2 separate regions of the Homo sapiens genome follow, and region 2 is linked to region 1. A link is a loop called in an ENCODE intact Hi-C map of the cell type or tissue named here. Cell type or tissue: adrenal gland. All regions are shown on one strand. Each heading gives the region's core, and the rest is flanking DNA. Links, peaks and the distances in the headings are about the cores only. Region 1 overlaps PSMD1 (proteasome 26S subunit, non-ATPase 1). Region 2 has its middle 21 kb from the start of SNORA75.

Evidence for each region. Peaks named below come from ENCODE experiments on the same cell type or tissue, not always from the same donor. Only the 100,000 strongest peaks of a DNase experiment are listed, where the experiment ranks them.
Region 2: it touches region 1 in a loop (2.3-fold over the local background); 3 of 110 quality-filtered maps call a loop at or near these places.

Annotation. Positions count from the first base shown.
Region 1 is chr2:231,088,659-231,100,013 of GRCh38, reverse strand. The region is part of intron 16 of PSMD1 (proteasome 26S subunit, non-ATPase 1); the gene reads right to left. Among named protein-coding and RNA genes, the nearest start is that of HTR2B, 31 kb to the left of the region's middle. In adrenal gland, for the core only: no CTCF peak of the experiment used is centred there; no DNase peak of the experiment used is centred there.
Region 2 is chr2:231,429,592-231,440,946 of GRCh38, reverse strand. It overlaps the pseudogene ZBTB8OSP2 and the pseudogene HIGD2AP1. Among named protein-coding and RNA genes, the nearest start is that of SNORA75, 21 kb to the left of the region's middle. In adrenal gland, for the core only: no CTCF peak of the experiment used is centred there; no DNase peak of the experiment used is centred there.

The sequences.
Region 1 (11,355 bases), core at 1,832-9,831:
GCAGAAAAAAATAAAAAATAAAAAACTGGCCAGCAACCTAGCTTAAAGGATCTTCACATACTGCAGCGATGACTCTGTGCACAGACCAAGGAAGGAGAAGCCGTGGGAGCCGGTAAAGTATTTCCTTGGTGGTCAGGACCAAGGTAAGAAAGCCGCAAGGGGGAGGGGGGCAGTGAACTACTCCTTGGTCGGGGTGGCTTAGAGGTTAAAAAGAGGCGAGCCATCCCCATTTCGGGGGATTGAACCTCACACAAACCTCCAGTAGCAGAAAAGGCAGAGATTTCCAGTGGGGAAACTGAGCCTCACACCCCAAAAGGCAAGACATTTCCAGTGGGGAAATTGAGCCTCACCCCAAAAGGTGAGAAATTTCCAGTAAGGGAAATTGAACCTTGAACCTTACCCCAAAACCATCAAGATGGGAAATACCCCAAGCAAGACAGGGAGCAAGGGAGATAAAGATGGTAACAAAGACATCCCCCTGGATATCTCCCTAGGTCTCATGCTAAAACACTGGAAGGATAACGAAAGGACTAAACTTAGGAAAAAGCAACAAATGATAACAATATTGCTGTTTTATTTGGACTCAGGGACCCACCTTCAAACCCTCAATCTTCTGACCAAACTTTGGGTCGAATGAGGATGTAACGTGTCAGCTTCTAATCCGATATGTTAATGGTAAAAGTCCAGTGTCTCAGGAAGAACTAGGCTATGCCCTTTATTGGAGGCAAAGACCTGCCCTCCTTTTTCCTTTAAAAACAAATAGGGAAGAACCCAATCTGGTACCTCAAAATGAAAAGTCAGAGGAGCCAGCTCTCATGCCTAAAAATTCCAGCGCATGGGATCCCTTAGACTATCTAACCCCGTTCAGTGTCCCCAATCTTTCCGCTCAGACAGCCACTGCTGCCTCAGATCCCATTCCAAATTCCCTCTCTACTCAACGTTATCCTTCCTCGTTATAACCCTGACTCTTAGGAATTACCATCCCATCAGCCTGTTCCCTCCCAACCTAAATACCCCTCTCTAAAAGGACTCCAGTGTGAAGTAGAACAATGTAAAAAAGATATTCAGAATTTCCCATTTCCCTCTGTACCTAAGAGATCAGCCCCGACTTTCTTTCCTTTGAAAGAGGTACCACAAGGAAGGGGGGGCCATTGGCTTTGTAAATGCTCCCCTAACCAGTTCAGAAATCCAGAATTTTAAAAAGGTGCTTAAACTGCTACTGGATGACCTTTACGGAATGGCAGACCAAATTGACCAATTCTTAGGACCTCAGTTGTATACTTGGGTCGAGTTAATGTCCATCTTGGGCATCCTCTTTTCAGAGGAAGAAAGAGAAGCTCTACTCCCGCTGGTCCCTCCCCTAGAGGAAGTGGAAGGAGAGGGGAGAACAGCAGCATAAGTGGCTGGCAGAGGCAGGGAAAGAACAGCAGAGAGGGGAGAGAGAGAGAGAGAGAGAGAAGAGAAAGGGGAAAGAGAGGCAGAGAGAGAAAGAGAAGAAGAGACAGAAAAAGAGGGAGTCAGAGAGATAGAGACAGAGAGAGAGAGAAAGAGACAGAGAGAGAGAGAAAGAGACAGAGAGACAAAGAGGGAGTCAGAGACAGAGAAAGAGAGAGAACAGAAACTCAAAGAGAGAGAGAGATAGAAGTAGTAAAGAGAAAACAGTGTACCCTATTCCTTTAAAAGCCAGGATAAATTAAAAACCTATAATTGATAATTGAAGGTCTTCTCCGTGACCCTATAACACTCCAATACCACCTTGTTGTCAGTGTAAACAAGGGTGTAGCCAGAAAGCACTGAAGCCACTTACAACCTGTAGCTTTCCTATCAAAAATCCTTAACCCAGTAACCCGTGGATGGCCCAAATGCATTTAATCTGTAGTGGCAACTGCTTTGCTAGCAGAAGAAAGCAGTCCGGCACCCTGCGGGTCAGCCCCCGAGGGCCATCCAGCTTCCGTCTCCCAACACTAAGTTCAATTCATGTCTCTCACGACAGGGAGGAAACTTAGCATTCCTTGGAGACCTGAAGGGATGCAGTGAGCTTAAGAATTTTCAACAGGTTATCAATCAGTCAGCCCTTGTTCATCCCCAAGCAGATGTGTGGTGGTATTGTGGTGGACCTTTGCTGGACACTCTGCCAAATAACTGGAGTGCACTTGTGCTTTAGTCCAATTGGCTATCCCTTTCACCCTGGCATTTCATCAACCAGAGGAAGGAAAAATAAGACACTGTAAAGCAAGAGAAGCCCCCTATGGGTCTTTCGACTCTCACGTCTATTTAGACACAATTAGAGTCCCACAGGGAATACTAGATCAATTTAAAACCCAAAATCAAATAGCTGCAGGATTTGAGTCAATATTTTGGTGGGTGACAATAAAAATGTAGACTGTATAAACTACATCTATTACAACCAGCAGCGATTTATTAACTACACTAGAGATGCTGTTAAAGGAATAGCTGAACAATTAGGGGCTACTAGTCAGATGGCTTGGGAAAATAAGATAGCCTTAGGCTATCTTATTTATTAGCAGAAAGAGCAGGAGTTTGTGTCATGATTAAAACTCAATGTTGCACCTTTATCCCAAACAACACTGTTCCTAATGGAAGTATAACAAAGGCACTGCAAGGTCTGACTGCTCTATCCAATGAGTTAGCCAGCAACTCAAGGGTAAATGACCCCTTTACAGGATGGCTAGAAAAGTAGTTCAGTAAATGGAAAGGAATAATAGCCTCAATTCTTATTTCCCTCACTGCCGTAATAGGTAATTATTCTTGTTGGGTGCTGTGTCATACCATGCATCTGTAAGTTGATGCAGAGGCTCATAAAAACAGCACTTACTAAAACCTCCACCAACTATCCTCCATCTTATCCAGAGAAGCTTCTTCTTTTGGAAAATCAAGCAAAACAACTAAGCCAAGACTTGTAAAAAAGTTTGAAAAGAAAGCTGTAAGGAAATACAAGGGGAGGGATTGTTAGATATGAGTTCTAAATTTGTTTTCAAAGAATATGTCAGTATGTTCAATTCTTTGCCTTCTACTTTTAAACTTAACTTCCTCATAAAGCAACCTTTTTCGATTTCCTACTCCACCCTGACTCATTCCGATCATCTGCTCCACCCTAACTCATTCCAATTACCTGCTACCTGCTCTGCCCTGACTCCCGCCAAAGCGCTCACCCCGTCATTCTCTTTAAGTTAGCCAATCAGAATTAGTTTAGCCTGTGCGGTCTAACCCTAGCCAATAGGGAAATGACACAGCAGCAGGGGCCACGTGCATCAGGGATAAGAACGCTTTCCCCTCCCTTGTCCAAGTGTGCGCTCACCACTGCTCCATCTGTAAGGGCGCACCCTTCTATAGAAGTAACTTGCCTTGCTGAGAATTAAAAAGAAAATTTTATATTCAAGTGCTATTTCTTTTGTGGCACCGAAACTTTATATGTAACAGTTGTTTCCCATAACCCGTGGTTCCCCGAAGAAGGTACATTAGACATAGAGCTCTGGAAACCAGTTGGGAGAAATCTTAAACAACATCATGCAGAAGGGCAATGGGTCCCAGTAACATCTCTAATGTTATGGGCCTTAGTCAGGGCTGCTTTGGTCCTGCTATACACAGAAGTGCCTAAAAAGGGTAGGGAAGAGGAACCATCACCTACCTTACCGACTCCATCTCCCTCAGCCCCGCCATTAACAGAAAAAAATAACAAAAAGGAAATGGAGGTTTTGCCTGAGTCCCCTCCTCCAATAAATTGGAAAAAAGACAAGGGATATCCTACAGCTATGGGATTCTGTCTTAGGCAAGCAGCATTAGAAGGGGAGCTCTTAGCCTGCCTGGTAATGCAAGATCAACAAGGCAATCAGGTACATGAACCCATTTATTTTAAAGCTTATAAAGAGATAAGAAAAAGCATTAGAAAGAACGGAGCCGCTAGCCCATTTACAAGAGGTTTGAGGTCACTCTGCAGACCTCTTTCTAATAATGGCCACTGTTATTATTCCTCCCCTACCCTTAACATGGCTCTCTCAAGATCCAACTTGGGTAGAACAGTGGCCTTTAAAGGGAAAGAAATTACAAAGAGCCCATGAATTAGTTGAGGAGCAATTAAAAGCTGGCCATATAGAATTGTCAAACAGCCCTCGGAATTCACCCATTTTCGTCATTCCCAAAAGGTCTGGCAAATGGAGACTTCTGCATGACTTACAGGCTATTAATGCTAATTTGCAACCCATGGGGCCTCAACAGGGCCTCCCTTCCCCCGCAGCGATTCCTCAAGATTGGCCTTTAGCCGTTATTGACTTAAAAGACCGCTTTTATACTATTCCCCTTGCAGAACAGGACAGAGAAAAATTTGCATTTACCATACCAGCTATCAATAATGAAAGGTCAGCTAGCTGATTTCATTGGAAAGTGTTTCCTCAAGGGATGCTAAATAGTCCTACCATGTGTCAGTATCATGTCAATCAAGCTTTGCTCCCCAGTAGAAAAGAAGTTCCTACTTGCAAGATTATTCATTTTATGGATGATATTTACTAGCAGCCCCAACAAAGGCATTTAAGTTTATATGCCTCTGTCATAAAGAATACACAGCTAAGAGGTTTAAACATAGCACCTAAAAATGTGCAAATGTCCTCTCCTTGGAAATATCTTGGATACATGCTAATTTCCTGGTCAATAAGACTTCAAAAGGTTAAATTAAATACTAGCAACTTATACACCTTAAATGATTATCAAAAATTATTGGGCAATATTAATTGGCTTCGTCCCACCTTGGGCATGACTACTGATAAGCTGCAAAACCTGTTTTCCATCCTAAAGGGCAATACAGCCCCAGACTCTCCCAGGTATTTAACTCCTGCAGCAAAAAGGGGAATTGAGGAAATAGAGCAAGCTATTTCTCAGAGGCAACTAAATCGCATAGACCCAAATTATTCAGTTCAATTGTTTGTTTTTCCTACTAAACACTCCCGACAGGGTTAATAGGACAAATGGCCCCAGGGCTACGCTTCCTGGAATGGATTTTTTGCTCACATACCTGGACTAAAACACTATCTCCCTATATCCAGCTAGTTAATAAAGTCAACTATACAAGCTGCAGACAATGCAATCAGTCACTAGGTTATGACCCTGATGTCATAGAATTCCTTCAAGTAAAAAGCAATTCAAAGCAGTATTGCCCTTATCTCTAGACCTGCAAATAGCACTTTCTGATTATACAGGCCATATAGAGCATGCCCTTCCTGCTGACAAACTTAATTCAGTTCTTATCTCATACTTCTGTAGTTGTGCCTATAAAAGTAGTTCACTCCCCCATACCCAACGCTTTAATGCTTTTTACTGACGGTTCTGGTAAAAATGGAAAAGTGGCAATTTGGTAGAAACCACATAATTCCCTTACTCATTCTGGATTTACTAGCACTCAGACAGCTAAGGCTGGAGCCTTAATACTGGCACTGGAAACTTTTTCTGCTCAGCCCATCAATATTGTTAGTGACCCTGCTTACTCTGTTTATTTATTGCAGAACCTTGAAACAGCCCTCAAGTCCATTCTCGAGCCCACCCTGTGTGCACTTTTTCTTTGACTTCAGCAATTGCTGGATCAACGTACACATCCTATTTCTAATCACACATATTGGAGCCCACAGCTCACTGCCTGGCCCATTGGCTTATGGCAATGAACAAGCAGATATGCAAGTTATGACGTCACTGCTTGACCAAGCCACCCAATTGCATCAATTTTTCCACCAAAATTGGAGTAATTTAACTAAACAATTTAAACTCACCCAAAGGCTAGCTAAAGAAATTATCCTGCAATGCCCAGATTGCCAGCTCACAGGCACCTCCCCTCCTTCAACACGTGTTAACCCTAGAGGACGGCACCGCCCCTCCAACAGGTGTTAACCCTAGAGGACTAGAACCTAATCAGTTATGGCAAACAGATGTTACTCACATCCTAAATTTAGAAAACAAAGATATGTACATGTATCCATTGATGCCAATTCTCAGTTAATTAGTGCACATACTTTTCCTGGAGAGTCCACCCAATATATTATTAAACATCTACTCTTAACTTTTGCATTTATAGGGCGGCCCACAAAAATTAAAACTGATAATGGTCTGGCTTATGCCAGCTCACAATTTCAACAATTTTGTCACACGTGGAACATCCAACATTCCACAGGCATCTCGTATAACCCCCAAGGACAGTAGAACATACCCATTCCACTCTTAAAAATATGCTCAAAAAAACAAAAAAGGGGGAATATGGGTAAGAACCTGGCAACACTACTGGCACAAGCCTTATTTACCCTTAATTTTTAAAATTTAGATGATAAATTTCAGCCATAGAAAAGCACTTTGCTAAAACCTCTCAAGACATAAAACCTGCAGTTTAATGGAAAAATGTAAATAGTAATGTATGGTGTGGTCCAAATGATTTGCTTACATGGGAAAGAGGATATGCTTGTGTTCACACCCCCTCAGGTCCTCTCTGGATTCTAGCACGATACATCAAATCATACCATGGTGTGGCTAGGACCCAACCTGGTACCAGAAATGAAGGAAATGTCCCTGCAGGACCAGCAGCCCCGGACGACGCGGCTTCCTAGGATGACACAAGCCCCGGACTTTACCTGGGGGATGCTGAAGAAGACAACTCAGGAGGCTGAGCGAATCCTGCTCCAGACACAGACACCATTCACTCCACATAATTTGTTCCTTGCTATGCCTTCTGTTGTACACTGCAACTCTCATAGGGTATTAACCCTTCTTAATCTCTCACTCTGCCTGCAACCTGCACCTGCTACTCTCTATTGGGCTCATCTCTTAGATCTGCTTTTCTTTTGCCCTGTTACTTGAGCAGACACCCGCTTCCCAACCTCTAATAACATAATTGCTTGGCTTAGATCTGCTTTTCTTTTGCCCTGTTACTTGGGCAGACACCCCCTTCCCAACCTCTAATAACATAACTGCTTGGCTAGGAGGGATTGACTTACCCCCAGTGGGGTCCCTCATTAATGGCACACATTGGATTAAGATGCCAGGTAACACTATATATCACTCCACTATCCTCCCACTGTGCATTAGTTATAAAAGTTCCAATCCTTACTGTGTACCTGCCCAAACTCAAGTATGGCTATATCATGGCAAAGGAAATGCCTTAACATTCTTGGTTGCAGATAGCCTCAAACCGGGCAATGCAACCAACGCCACTTTCCCCAACATTCCTTCCTGTGCTAAAGAACATAGCCAGGAAAGTAATGGATTCCACTTTGGCTGGGAGGTCTGTCATGGAGGACAAGCCCGTAGACTCCATTTAGGCTATTATAACATCTTAGACTAGAGCCCCCACTGACACTTGCAGAGCAACCATACTGATGTCCTCATCCATCGTGGCATCAATCACAGTTTTGCAGCCACGTCTCATTCCCGTACAATTTGGGCCGATGGAGGGACGGGATATCCCAGATCCCAAGGAGAGTCCATGCCACCCCAAGACACTTTATGGTGCCTGGGACATCTTAGCATCTCCCTTTACACCTGGTATGGGACATACCATAATTCCAGTAACAACTATACTGTGACCTTTATTCATAATCACACAGATCAGTGCCTGATTTGCACTACCCATCCATATGTTTTCCTTATGGGAACCAATATTTCCATTACACCCCAAAACTCCACGTTTGTGACCCGAGTGCAGGGACAGGTTTGGTTTGCCTCATGCGTCACTAATTATATCTAATTTAAATATTACTAGTATCATGGTATTAAGGAGACAATCTGAAGCATTCCCACCAATTTGACACGTGATTGGCAAGGTTCCTCTGCTCTTGCCACCTGAGAACATGCCCCGTCCCAGGTCAGACCCAAAAGATTCATAGGCACACTTATAAAACCTTTATAGTCTCAGCCATAGTCATCTTAGCAACTGCTAGTATTGCTGTGGCCTCTATTACTGAATCTGTAAAAACAGCTACCTTTGTAGGTAACTTGGCCAAAAATGTGTCTAATGAACTTCTCTTAGAGCAGGGTACAGATCAAAAGATTCTTGCACGCCTGCAAGCCCCTGAGGCTGCCTTAGAATATACAGGGGAGCAGCAAGATGCGCTGGCATTCCGACAGCACTTAAACTGTGACTGGGAGCATAAGTGTATCTGTGTCACCTCCCTACCTTGGAATCAACCAATACATAGTTGGGATGAGGTGAAACAACACCCCTGGGGAACCTTATATGATAATTTAACAGCAGACTTAAGACAACTTAAAACTAAAATTCTAGAATCCCTAAACACCGTAGATCTACACGCCCAACAAACAGCCATATGGAAGGATGTGAGATAACATCTCTCCTGGATAGACCCCCACTCCTGGGGGTCAATTCTTGTTGGAAAAGAATGTTACTGATTATACTCATGTTTGTCTTATGCTATTTACTAATTCTAGGATGCAAAGCTGGAAAACGAGTTATAACCACTATGCCTAACAAATCTGCTGCTGCACACATCTGTACTCTTCAATTAACAAAACCTGATGTAAAAAGCAGAAAAGGAAGGAGGAGATGTAGGAGATCAGTCAGGGTGGTGGGAAAAGTTATAAAAATTATAGGGAAAGATGCAAACCTTATTGGAAGGCCGGGAGGTTTTGCAAAAGCTTCAAGAGGATTTAGCTGAAGGCAGTTAAATTCTCTTAAGAGCAAGGGTTACATAACAAGGGAATGTAAAGGAACTTATCTAGATAAACTTGTTTACTCTTGTCTCCAGAAACTAATCTGTGATCATTCGTGTGCAGGACTGCTCTCTATTTGGTGGGTCGACAATGTTAATTACCCACAAATTGTGTTTGCTCCAAGCCTTTCTCATTAAATCTGTACTAAATAAACACGAGCATCTCTGGCTTATAGAGGCGGCTAACTCTCTTCGGCCCTAGTGCCAGCAGCCCCCTAGCCCACTCCTTCACTGGATATCCATGTCTGAGAACTTCTTTCATCTATCACTCGGCCAGGGTCTGCAGGTCAGACCCAAAAAGTGATTACTTCTTTTTTATTTTTTCCTACACCTAACATTTCAACAATGTCGACAGCATCTTCAGGAGTAGATTCCAAATGAAGAAACTACTTTCTTTGCTCATCCCAAGAAACAACTCCTCAGCCATTGATGTTTTATCAGTCACATCTTCAGACTCCATTTCTAGTTCTAGTTCTCTTGTTATTTTCACCAATTCTGCAATTCCTTCTTCCACTAAAGCCTTGAACCCCTCAAAGTTATCCATGAGGGATGGAATCAACTTCTTCTAGACTGCTGCTAATGTTGATATTTTGACTTCCTCCTGTGAATCATGAATGTTCTTATGGCATCTGGAATGGTGACTGCTTTCCAGAAGGTATTCAATTTACTTTGCCCAGAGCCATCAGAGGAATCACGTTTTATGGCAGCTAGTCTTTTTTATTTATTATTTATTTTTTTGAGATGGAGTCTTGCTTTGTCGCCCAGGATGGAGTGCAATGGTGTGATCTCAGCTCACTGCAACCTCCGCCTCCCAGGTTCAAGTGATTTTCCTGCCTCAGCCTCCTGAGTAGCTGGGATTACAGGCACCTGCCACCATGTCCAGCTAATTTTTGTATTTTTAGTAGAGACAAGGTTTCACCGCAGACAGGGTTTCACCATGTCAGCCAGGCTGGTCTCAAACTCCTGATCTTGGGTGATCTGCCGCGTTGGCTTCCCAAAGTGCTGGGATTACAGGCGTGAGCCACCACGCCCAGCCTATGGCAGCTATAGTCTTAAGAAATGACTTAAATAATACGACTTGAAAGTAAAAAATTACTCCTCGATCCACAGGCTGCAGAATGGTTATTGTGTTAGCAGGCATAAAAATAACATTAATCTCCTTGTACAACTCCATCAGAACCCATGGGGGACCAAGTGCATTGTCTATGAGCAGTAATATTTTGAAAAGAATCTTTTTTCTGACCAGTAATTCTCAACAGTGGGCTTCAAATATTTAGCATACCACATAAACAGATGTGCTGTGTGATGGTTAATACTGAGTGTCAACTTGACTGGATTGAAGGATGAAAAGTATTGATCCTGGGTATGTCTGTGAGGGCGCTGCCAAAGGAGATTAACATTGGAGTCAGTGGGCTGGGGAAGGCAGATCCACCCTTAATCTGAGTGGGCATAATCTAATCAGCTCTCAGGGAATATAAAGCAGGCAGAAAAACGTGAAAAGGAGAGACTGGATTAGCCTCCAGCCTACATCCTTCTCCTGTGCTGGATGCTTCCTGCCTTCAAACATTGGACTCCAAGTTCTTCAGTTTTGAGACTCAAACTGGCTCTCCTTGCTCCTTAAGCTTGCAGACAGCCTATTGTGGGACCTTGTGATTGTTTAAGTTAATACTTAATAAACTCCCATATATATATATATATATATCCTATTAATTCTGTCCCTCTAGGGAACCCTGACTAATACATGCTGTCATCCAGGCTTTGTTGTTTCATTTCTAGAACACGTAGAACAGCTTTAGCATAATTCTTAAGGGCCCCAGCATTTTCAGAATGATACAAGAGCATTGGCTTCAACTTAAAGTCACCCACTGCATTAGCTTCTGACAAGAACAGCCTGTCCTCTGAAGCTGTGAAACCAGGAATTGACTTCTCCTCTCTAGGCTATGAAAGTCCTAGATGGCATCTTCTTCAAATAGAAGGCTATTCTGTCTACATGGAAAATCTGTTGTTTAGGATAGCCACCTTCATCAATGATCTTAGCTAGATCTTCTGGGTAACTTGCTGCAGCTTCTGCATCAGCACTTGTTGCCTCTCCTTGCACCTCCATGTTATGGAGACAGCTTCTTTCCCCAAACTTCATGAACCAAGCTCTCTGCTAGCTTCAAGCTTTTCTTCTGCAGCTTCCTCACCTCTCTCAGCCTTTCCAGAACTGAAGAGTTAACGTCTTGCTCTGTATTGGGCTTTGGCTTAAGGGAAGGTTGTGGCTGCTTTGATCTTCTCTCCGGAGCACTACAACTTTTTCCTTATCAGCAATAAGGCTGTTGCACTTCCTTATCATTTGCGTGTCCACTGGAGTAGCACTGTTAATTTTCTCCAAGAACTTTTTCTTTGCATTCACAACTTGGCTATCTGTGATGCAAGAGGCCTACCTTTGGTCTATCTTGGCTTTCGACATGTCTTCCTCACTAAGCTTTATCATTTCTAGTTTTTGATTTAAAGTGAGAAATGTGGGACTCTCTCTTTCACTTAAGCACTCAGAGGCCATGTAGGGTTATTAACTGGCCTAATTTCAATATTATTGTGTCTCAGGGAATAGGGAGTCCCAAGAAGAGGGAGAGAGATGGAGGAATGATCGGTGTGT
Region 2 (11,355 bases), core at 1,761-9,760, 340 kb before region 1:
AGCACTTTGGGAGGCCAGGCGGGCAGATCACCTAAGGTTAGGAGTTTGAGACCAGCCTGGCCAACATGGTGAAATCCCATCTCTACTAAAAATACAAAAATTAGCCGGGCATGGTGGTGCATGCCTGTAATCTCAGCTACTTGGGAGGCTGAGGCAGGAGAATTGCTTGAACCTGGAAGGTGGAGGTTGTGGTGAGCTGAGATCACGCCACTTCACTCCAGTCTGGGCAACAGAGCGAGACTCAGTCAAAAAAAAAGAAAAAAGAAATAAAGGAAAGAAAGAAAAGAAAAAAGAAAAGAGCACATGAAAAGGCATTCAATGACCAGGAGTGGTGGCTCACGCCTGTAATTCCAGCACTTTGGGAGGCTGAGGTGGGCAGACTGCCTGAGGTCAGGAGTCTGAGACTAGCCTGGCTAACATGGCGAAACCCTGTCTGTACTAAAAATACAAAAAAATTAGCCTGGCGTGGTGGCGTGTGCCTGTAATCCCAGCTACTTGGGAGGCTGAGGCAGGGGAATTGCTTGAACCAGGGAGGTGGAGGTTGCAAGCAGCCAAGATGGCGCCACTGCACTCCAGCCTCGGTGACAGAGCGAGACTTCGTCTCAAAGAAGAAAAAAAGAAAAGGCATTCAACATCATTAGTCACCAGAGAAATACAAATTAAAGCCACAATGAGATACCAACATGCACCCACCAAATAGTTCAAATTAACAACACTGACAATGCCGAATGTTGACAAGGGTGTAAACAACGAGAACTCTCATATATTGCTGTTAGAATATGAAATGGCACTGTTAGTGGTGGTAGTTACCTGTATGAGTCTGCGGCGACCTCCGTTCTTGCCTTCTCAGAAGAAAGAATTCGACTGAGGGCCGTAAGGCATAAGGAGAGAGATCAAGGCAAGTTTTAGAACAGGAGTGAGTTACTAAAAAGCTTTAGAGCAGTAAGGAAAGGAAGGAAAGTACACTTGGAAGAGGGCCAAGCGGGCGACTCAAGAGACCCTAGTGCACAGCTCGACGTCTCGACTTGGGGTTTTGCACATTGGCCTACTTCCGGAGTCTTGTTCTCCCCATTCCTTGGATCTTATTGGAAAGCTGCTGGTCACCAATTTCAGGTGTTTTCCATCTATTAAGAGACGGCCTTTCCCTGCACTGGCTGTGATCAATTATTACTTTAGAGAGACAGTTAACAACCACCTGACCATCACCTGATGGTTGCCCGACACTCCTAGTGTGTGTGGGGAGCCTTCTCCTGGCCTGCTCATACCTGACTAGCTACCTACTGTAGCGGCTCAGCCATTTTGGAAAAGTGTTTGACCATTTGTTATAAAGTTAAACACACACCAACTCTGACAGTTTATAAGAGTATAAACTTAAATGTATACCTACTCTTATGACTCAATTCCACTCCTAAATATTTTCTCAAGAGAAGTGAAAACATATGTCCACAAAAAGACTTGTGTAACAATGTTTGTAGCAGCTTTATTCATAATAGCCCAAAACTGGAAAGAACTCAAATGTCCATCAGGAGGAGAATGGATAAACAAGCTGTAGTATATTAAGGCAATGGAACATCACTTAGCACATTTTTGTTTTTTTGAGACAGGGTCTCCCTCTGTTGCCAAGGCTGGAGTGCAGTGGTGTGATATCAGCTGACTGCAGCATCTACCTCCTGGGCTCAAGCAATCCTCCCACCTCAGCCTCCCAAGTAGCTGGGAACACAGGTGCACGCCACCACATCCAGCTAATTTTTAAGTTTTTTTAGAGACGGAGTCTCCCTATGTTGCCCAGGCTGGTTTCAAACTCCTGGTGCTCAAGTGATCCTCCTGCTTTGGCCTTCCAAAGTGCTGGAATTAAAGGCACGAGCCCCTGCACCCAGCCTACTTAACAATTTTTAAAAACCTACTTATTCATTCAACAACGTGGATGACTCAAAAATCTTATGTAGAGTGACAAAATCTAGAACTAACAAGAACACTAATCACTGGTCATAGAAATCAGAAAAGTGGTTGTCAGAGTAAACAGAAAACCTACAGAATGGGAGAAAATATTTGCAAACCATGCAGTCGACAAAGGTCTAATATCCGGAATCTATAAGGAACTTAAAGAATTCAACAAACAAAAAACAAATAACTCCATTAAAAAGTGGACAAATACACGAACAGACACTTCTCAAAATAAGACAAGAGTGGCTGGGTGCAGTGGCTCATGCCTGTAATCCCAGCACTTTGGGAGGCTGAGGCGGGTGGATCACCTGAGGTTGGGAGTTCGAGACCAGCCTGAGCAACATGGAGAAACCCGTCTCTACTAAAAATACAAAAATTAGCCAGGTGTGGTGGTGCATGCCTGTAATCCCAGCTACTTGGGAGGCTGAGGCAGGAGAATCGCTTGAATCCGGGAGGCAGAGGTTTCGGTGAGCCAAGGTCATGCCATTGTACTCCAGGCTAAGCAACAAGAACATAACTCCGTCTCAAAAAATAAAAAAACAAACAAACAAACAAACAAATAAATAAGACAAGAGTGGCCAAAAAACATGAAGAAATGCTCAACATCACTAGTCATCAGAGAAATGCAAATCAAAACCACAATCAGGGTCTGGGCCAGGTGCAGTGGGTCACACCTGTAATCCCAGCACTTTGGGAGGCCGAGATGGGTGGATCACTTGAGGTCAGGAGTTTGAGACCAGCCTGGCCAACATAGCAAAACGCCATCTCTACTAAAAATACAAAATTAGCCAGGTATGGTGGCTCATGCCTGTAATCCCAGCTACATGGGAGGCTGAGGTGTGAGAATCACTTGAACCTGGGAGGCAGAGGTTGCAGTGAGCTGAGATGGGACCACTGCACTCCAGCCTGGACAACAAAGCGGGACTCTCAAAACAAAAACAAAAACAAACCACAATGAGATAACATCTCACACCAGTCAAAATGGCTATTCCTAAAAAGTCAAAAAACAACAGATGCTGTCAAGGCTGCGGAGAAAAGAAAACACTTATATGCTGTTGGTGGGAATGTAAACTAGTCCAGCCACTGTGGAAAGCAGTTTGGAGATTTCTTTTTTTTTTTTTTGAGACGGAGTTTCACTCTTGTTGCCCAGGCTGGAGTGCAGTGGCTCGATCTCGGCTCATTGCAGCCTCTGCCTCCCGGGTTCAGGCAATTCTCCTGCCTCAGCCTCCCGAGTAGCTGGGATTACAGGTGCACACCACCACGTCCAGCTAATTTTTAGTAGAGATGGGGTTTTGCAATATTGCCCAGGCTGGTCTCGAACTCCTGACCTCAGGTGATCCACATGCCTCAGCCTCCCAAAGCGTTGGGTTTACAGGCATAAGCCACTGCGCCCGGCTGGTTTGGAGATTTCTAAAAGTACTTAAAGCAGAACTACCATTCGATCCAGCAATCCATTCCTGGGTATATATATTATTAAAAGAAATATATGTAAATATACATAAAATATATTTTTCTTTTTCTGACCTTCACCAGGAGGCAGAGCTCGGAGTCCCGATTTTCTCCTGTAGCTGTGGCCTGGACATGGCGGCTCCTGGCCCTGTGACTCCAGAGGTCCCCTTTGAACCATGGAAGCCCCCAGTCATTTAGGGGTTTAGCTCCACTGTTTACAGCAATCCAGAGAGTTTCAAGGAAAAATTCCTTCACAAGACCCGCGAGAACCACATGGTACCCAGGTTGCCTAGGCATGGCGACCGCCCTCACCTACGGCCTCTACTGCTTCCACCAGGGCCACAGTCAGCGCTCTCAGCTCATGACACGCACCCGGATCGCTGTCCAGGGCTTCACAGTCGCAGCCATCTTGCTGGGTCTAGTCACAACTGCTATGAAGTCTCAATCCTGAGCCCATGGTCTGGCCTTGAAAGCTCTGCAGAGATCATTCCAAAACCCAGGAGCAACCACTGGCCCTGCCGTGGGACTTAGTCCTTCCTCCCCTTTCAGAGGCCCCAGTGTCGTTGGGGGTGGAAGTGATCCTTTGTGTACCCGCAACTAAAATACTTTTTCAAAAATCCCAGATTCTGTTGTTTGAATGTTACATACCTCTATTTGTGCCACATCTCTTCCACTCCCCTGCTTAATAAACTCTAATCCACTTATAAAATATATATAAAGTTATTATTTTTGAGACAGAGTCACTCTGTCACCCAGGCTGGAGTGCAGTGGTGTGATCTCAGCTCACTGCAACCTCCACCTCCTGGGTTCAAGCTATTTTCATGCCTCAGCCTCCCAAGTATCTGGGATTACAGGCGGCCCCCACCATGCCCAGCTGATTTTTGTATTTTTAGTAGATATGGGGTTTCGCCATGTCGGCCAGGCTGGTCTCGAACTGCTGATCTCAAGTGATCCACCTGCCTTGGCCTCCCAAAGCACTGGGATGACAGGAATAAGCCACTTTGTCTGGCCTATATAAATATATATAATATATTAAATTATTATTATTATTTGAAATGGAGTCTCACTCTGTCACCCAGGCTGTAGTGCAATGGCGCGATCTTGGCTCACTGCAACCTCTGCCTTCCAGGTTCAAGCGATTCTCATGCTTCAGCCTCCCGAGTACCTGGGATTACAGGCCACCAAGTCTGGCTCACTTTTTTTGTATTTTTAGTAGAGACAGGGTTTCACCATGTTGGCCAGGCTGGTCTTGAACTCTTGGCCTCAAGTGATCTGCCCGCCTCGGCCTCTCAAAGTGCTGGGATAACAGGCGTGAGCCATTGTGCCCGGCCATGTTAAATTATATGTATGTGTGTGTGTGTGTGTGTGTGTGTTTATATATATATATATATATATATTTTTTTTTTTTTTTTTTTTTCCTGAGATGGAGTTTTGCTCTTGTTGCCCAGGCTGGAGTGCAATGGTGCCATCTCGGCTCACCGCAACCTCCACCTCCCGAATTCTAGCGATTCTCCTACCTCAGCCTCCCGAGTAGGTTGATTAGGCTGGTCTCGAACTCCTGACCTCAGGCGATCTGCCTGCCTCGGCCTCCCAAAATGTTAGGATTACAGGTGTGAGCCACTGTAAATTATATATTAAGTATATAATATATTATACATATTAAAATAAAATAAATCATTCTACCAAAAAGACACATACACTTGTATGTTTTTCACACCGCTATTTACAATAGCAAAGACATGGAATCAACCTCAGTGTCCATTAATGGTGGACTGGATAAAGAAAATGTGGTACATATACACCATGCAATACTATACAGCCATAAAAAAAAAATGAATGAAATCATGTCCTTTACAGCAACATGGATGCAGCTGGAGGCATTATTCTAAGCAAAGTAACTAAGGAACAGAAAACCAAATACCACATGTTCTTACTTGTAAGTGGGAACTAAACATTGGGTACTCAGGGACATAAAGACAGCAACAATAGACACTGGGGACTACTAGATGGGGAAGGAAGGAGGAAAAGGGTTGAAAAACCAACTATTGGCCGGGCACAGTGGCTCATGCTTGTAATCCCAGAACTTTGGGAGGCTGAGGCAGGCAGATCACAAGGTCAGGAGTTCCAGACCAGCCTGGCCAACATGGTGAAACCTTGTCTCTACTAAAAATACAAAAACTAGCCAGGTGCGGTGGCAGGCGCCTGTAATCCCAGCTACTTGGGAGGCTGAGGCAGGAGAATTGCTTGAACTCGGGAGGCGGAGGTTGCAGTGAGTCGAGATTGCACCACTGCACTACAGCCTGGATGACAGAGCAAGACTCTGTCTTGGGAAAAAAAAAAAAGAAAAACCAACTATTGGGTACTATGCTCACTACCTGGGTGATGGCATCAATTGTACCCCAAACCTCAGCATCACACAACATATCCATGTAACAAACCTGCACGTGTACCCCCAAATATAAAATAAAAGTTGAATTTTTAAAAAATTTATATTTATTTATTTTGAGATGGCGTCTCACCCTGTTGCCCAGGCTGGAGTGCAATGGGGCAATCTCGGCTCACTGCAACCTCCGCCTCTCAGGTTCAAGTGATTCTCCTGACTCAGCCTCCCGAGTAGCTGGGATTACAGGTGGGCGCCACCACACCCGGCTAATTTTTTGTATCTTTAGTAGAGACAGGGTTTCGCCATGTTGGTCAGGCTGGTCTCGAACTTCTGACCTCATGATCTGCACACCTTGGTCTCCCAAAGTGCTGGGATTACAGGCGTCAGCCAGGGTGCCCGGCCACTAAATTTTTTTTTTTTTTTTTTTTTTTTTTTTTGAGATGGAGTCTGCTCTGTTGCCCAGGCTGGAGTGCAGTGGTGCAATCTCGGCTCACTGCGACCCCGCCTCCTGGGTTCAAGCGATTCTCCTGCTCAGCCTCCTCAGTAGCTGGGGTTACAGGCGCCCATGACCACGCCTGGCTAATTTTTGTATTTTTGGTAGAGACAGGGTTTCACCATGTTGGCCAGGCTGGTCTGGAGCTCCTGACCTCAGGTGATCTGCCTGCCTCAGCCTCCCAAAGTGCTGGGTTTACAGGCATGAGCCGCCACACCCGGCCTAAAAGTTGAAATTATTAATAAAGAGTCATGGCGCAGGCAGAGGAAGATGTTAGAGATTACAATTTGACTGAGGAACAGAAGGCGATCAAGGCCAAGTATCCGCCAGTCAATAGGAAGTACGAGTATTTGGATCATACGGCGGATGTGCAGTTACACGCATGGGGAGATACTCTGGAGGAAGCATTCGAGCAATGTGCAATGGCCATGTTTGGTTACATGACAGATACTGGGACAGTGGAGCCCCTCCCAACAGTAGAAGTAGAAACCCAAGGAAATGACTTACAGACTCTTCTGTTTCACTTTTTGGATGAATGGCTTTATAAGTTCAGTGCTGATGAATTCTTCATACCCCGGAAAGTGAAAGTACTTAGTATTGATCAAAGAAATTTCAAATTATGATCAATTGGGTGGGGAGAAGAGTTTTCATTGTCCAAGCATCCTCAGGGAACAGAAGTCAAGGCAATAACATATTCAGCAATGCAGGTCTATAATGAAGAGAAGCTGGAAGTTTTTGTGATCATTGGCATTTAAGACACCAAAAAAGAAAAGACTCCTATGAAGAACTGTTTTTTTTTCCTCTTCCTTTTGAGAAGACAGTATGAATTAAATTCTACAGCATCTTTTGATATATGGAAATTTGTAGAACAGAAATGTTTTAAGTGTGACTTTCAGAAAGGGAAAATCAGGGCACAGCCTTGCTCTGTGTTCCCCAAATATTCAGACTTTAAAGAATTCTTCAACCCCCAAGGGAGAGTTATGGTCCTTTGATTCTCTGCTGTGGCAGTAGGTGCCTCATGCCCTTCCAGTGCAATGCAAGCCCTCCAGCCTCGCCCCAGAGAGGAGCACTGTTGTCAACAGCAGCCTGAGGCTGAATCCAGGTTGAAAAAAGAATAACCCCAAGTTGGTTAAGACATATATTTTCTTTCTTTCTTTCTTTTTTTTTTTTCTTTTTTTTTGAGACAGAGTCTCGCTCTGTAGCCCAGGCTGAAGCGCAGTGGCGTGAGCTCGGCTTACTGCAAGCTCCGCCTCCCGGGTTCACACCATTCTCCTGCCTCAGCCTCCTGAGTAGCTGGGACTATAGGCACCCACCACCACGCCCTGCTAATTTTTGTATTTTTAGTAGAGACGGGGTTTCACCGTGTTAGCTAGGATGGTCTCGATCTCCTGACCTTGTGATCTGCCCACCTTGGCCTCCCAAAGTACTGGGATTACAGGCATGAGCCACCACGCCCGGCCACAAGACATGTATTTTCTATATGTACATCAAGGGAGGTTGTGTTTTAGGTTGCTGTAGGACAGAGCTATCCTGTATTCCAGTTGGTTTTTGTAGAGAAACAATTAGACTTCTCTACATGGAGCCCTGATTTTTCTCTCATGCTTTCACTTTTTTAAAAGCACCAATGATATTTCCTGTTTTCTCATAAGAAAAAGTCAATATTATGCCTTACAAAGAGACCTTTCCTTCTAATATAGAATTTTATTTGAAAGTGAGTATGTGTGTATAACTAGAGAATAAAAGAATTTTTGAAAAATTAAAAAAAGAAATTATTAATAAATAATAATGAGAAAAAAATTTTGAAAGTGATAAAAGAGAAAAGTGGGTGTCTCCAGGGGTAGGGTAGAGATTGAATGGAAAGGCACCCAGGGAATTTTCTGGGGTGTTGAAAATATTCTATGTCTTGAAAGGGGTGGTGATTACACAAGATGTACACAATTGTCAAAACTAATCAAACTGTATGCTTAGGATTTGTGCATTTTTTTGGATGTAAATTATACATTAATTTAAAAAATATAGGCTGGGCATGGTGGCTCATGCCTGTAATCCCAACACTTTGGGGGGCCGAAGTGGGCATATCATTTGAGCTTAGGAGTTCAAGACCAGCCTGGGCAACATGGCAAAACCCCATTTCTATAAAAAATACAAAAAATGGCCCAATGTGGTGGTGCATGCCTATAATCCCAGCTATTAGGGAGGCTGAGGTGGGAGGATTGCTTGAGCCCAGGAAGCAGAGGCTGCAGTGAGCTGAGATCAGGCTACTGCACTCCAGCCTAGGCGACAAGACAACTTGACCTTACTGTTTTAGGCTGGCCCTCATGTCTGTGTGCGGCGGCTGCCACCACTCTAATCCTTTTATAAAGGACCTCAAAATCACAAACTCTGCTCAACTCACTCTCTACAGTTCTCATAACTTTCAAAATCTATTTTCTTCCGCACACCTGACACATCTACTTTCTGCTCCCCGGCTCCTTCAGCTATACTCACTCTTCGTTGAGTCTCCCACAATTACCACTGTTCCTGGCCCGGACTTCAATCCAGCCTCCCACAATATTCCTGATACCACACCTGACCCCCATGACCGTATCTCTCTGATCCACCTGACATTCACTTCATTTCCCCATATTTCCTTCTTTCCTGTTCCTCACCCTGATCACACTTTGGTTCATTGATGGCTGTTCCACCAGGCCTAATCGCCACTCACCAGCAAAGGCAGGCTGTGCTATAGTGTCTTCCACATCTATCATTGAGGACACCGTGCTGCCCACCTCCACTACCTCTCAGCAAGCTGAACTCATTGCCTTAAATGGGACCCTCAGTCTTGCAAAGGGACTGTGTGTCAATATTTATACTGACTCTAAATATGCCTTCCATATCCTGCTCCACCATGCTGTTATATGGGCAGAAAGAGGTTTCCTCACTACGCAAGGGTCCTCCATTATTAATGCCTCTTTAATACTCTTCTTAAGGCCGCTTTACTTCCAAAAGAAGCTGGAGTCATTCCCTGCAAAGGCCATCAAAGGACCTCAGACCCCACTGCTCAAGGTAACAATTATGCTGATAAGACAGCTAAATAAGCAGCCAGTATTCCTATTTCTGTCCCTCACAGCCAGTTTTTCTCCTTCTCATCAGTCACTCCTACTTACTCTCCCACTGAAGTTTCCACCTATCAATCCCTCCCCACTCAAGACAAATGGTTCTTAGACCAAGGAAAATATGCCCTTCCAGCCTCACAGGATTAGGTCTCTTCTTCCTTACTCTACTCTTTACAACAAGGCTTTATGCAGTCACCCCCTCCTTCCTGGCGTCACCCCCTCCTTCTTGGACTGCACCTCACAAACTTTTTCATCCCTGCTATTTTCCTCTTCACCATTCTCACCTACTCATAAATGCCCTGCTCTTGTTTACACTGACAGTTTACACCTTTTCTCCAAACCATCACAGCTGATATCTCCTGGTGCTATCCCCAAACCACCACTCTTGACTCCCTTTTGGAGTGGATGGAAGATCTTTGCTGGCAGGGCACACTCCAATACTTTCACCCTGATGAAATCCTATTCTTTACTTTTATACTCACTTTTAACCTCAATTCCCATTCTTATGCTGCCCTCTACCCTTAAATTTTCTTTAAGGTGTCCACACAGTCCTGGTCACGCTTGAAGCAGTCCTGAGAAACATCGCCCCTACGCCAATAATCCCCGGAAGAAACTTACATTTTCTTTATCTTTTCTTATAACTGTATATTTTATAAATAAAAAGACCGGAATGTCAAGCCTCTGAGCCAAAGCTCAGTGTCACGCGTGTCCATGTGAAAAGAGTCCACCAACAGGCTTTGTGTGAGCAACAAGGCTGTTTATTTCACCTGGGTGCAGGCGGGCTGAGTCCAAAAAAGGAGTCAGCAAAGGGTGGTGGGATTATCATTAGTTCTTATAGGTTTGGGATAGGTGGTGGAGTTAGGAGCAATTTTTTGTGGGCAGGAGGTGGATCTCACAAAGTACATTCTCAAGGGCAGGGAAAATATCACAAAGTACCTTCTTAAAGGTGGGGGAGGATATTACAAAGTACATGATCGCAAGGGCGGGGAGGGTGTATTGTCATAAGGTCAATTGATCAGTTAGGGTGGGGCAGGAACAGATCACAATGGTGGAATGTCATCTTCTGTGGTTCTTCAGTTGCTTCAGGCCATCTGGATGTATACGTGCAGGTCACAGGGGATATGATGGCTTAGCTTGGGCTCAGAGGCCTGACAGTCAGCCATTATAACCCCTGTGACCTGCACATATAAGTCCAGATGGCCTGCAGGAGCCAAGAAGTCTAGAGCAGACGAAAAATCACAAAGAAGTGAAACAGCCAGTTCCTGCCTTAACTAATTAATCCACCTTATGACATTCTACCATTATGACTTTTTCCTGCCCTGCCCCAGCTGATCAATTGACCCTGGGACATTCTTCTTCTGGACAATGAGTCCCATGATCTCTACACCATGCACCTTGGGACCCCCTCCTCTGCTAACAATAGATAACCACCTTTAACTGTAACTTTCCACTGCCTACCCAAACCCTATAAAGCTGCCCCTTTCTTATCTCCCTTCGCTGACTGCTTTTTCAGAGTCAGTCTGCCTGCACCCAGGTGATTAAAAAGCTTTATTCCTCGCACAAAGTCTGCTTGCTGGTCTCTTCACACAGATGTGCTTGACAAAAATCAAGTGCTCCAACTCTCTCTCTCTTTTTTTTAAAGAGATAGGGTCTTGCTATGTTGCCCAGGTAGGTCTCGAACTCCTGGCCTCGAGCTGTCCTCCCACTTTGGCACTCCAAAATGTTGTGATTACAGGTGTGAGCCCCTTACACCTGGCCCCAGCTATTTTTGAATTGAGCTTTCCTTACACAAAAAAACCCTTGCATCTTTAAATGCATTTTCAGAAGGGATCCTTTTCATTTTGCTGGTTTCCTTCTTCCATTCACAAGAATTTTTCAGCACAAAAAACATGGTGGCTTTTGTGGACTGTCATGTTCATTGCCAAAACTGAAACTGGATAATACGTATTTATCATATGTCTCTTTCTTCAATACTACAACTGTAATGTGGT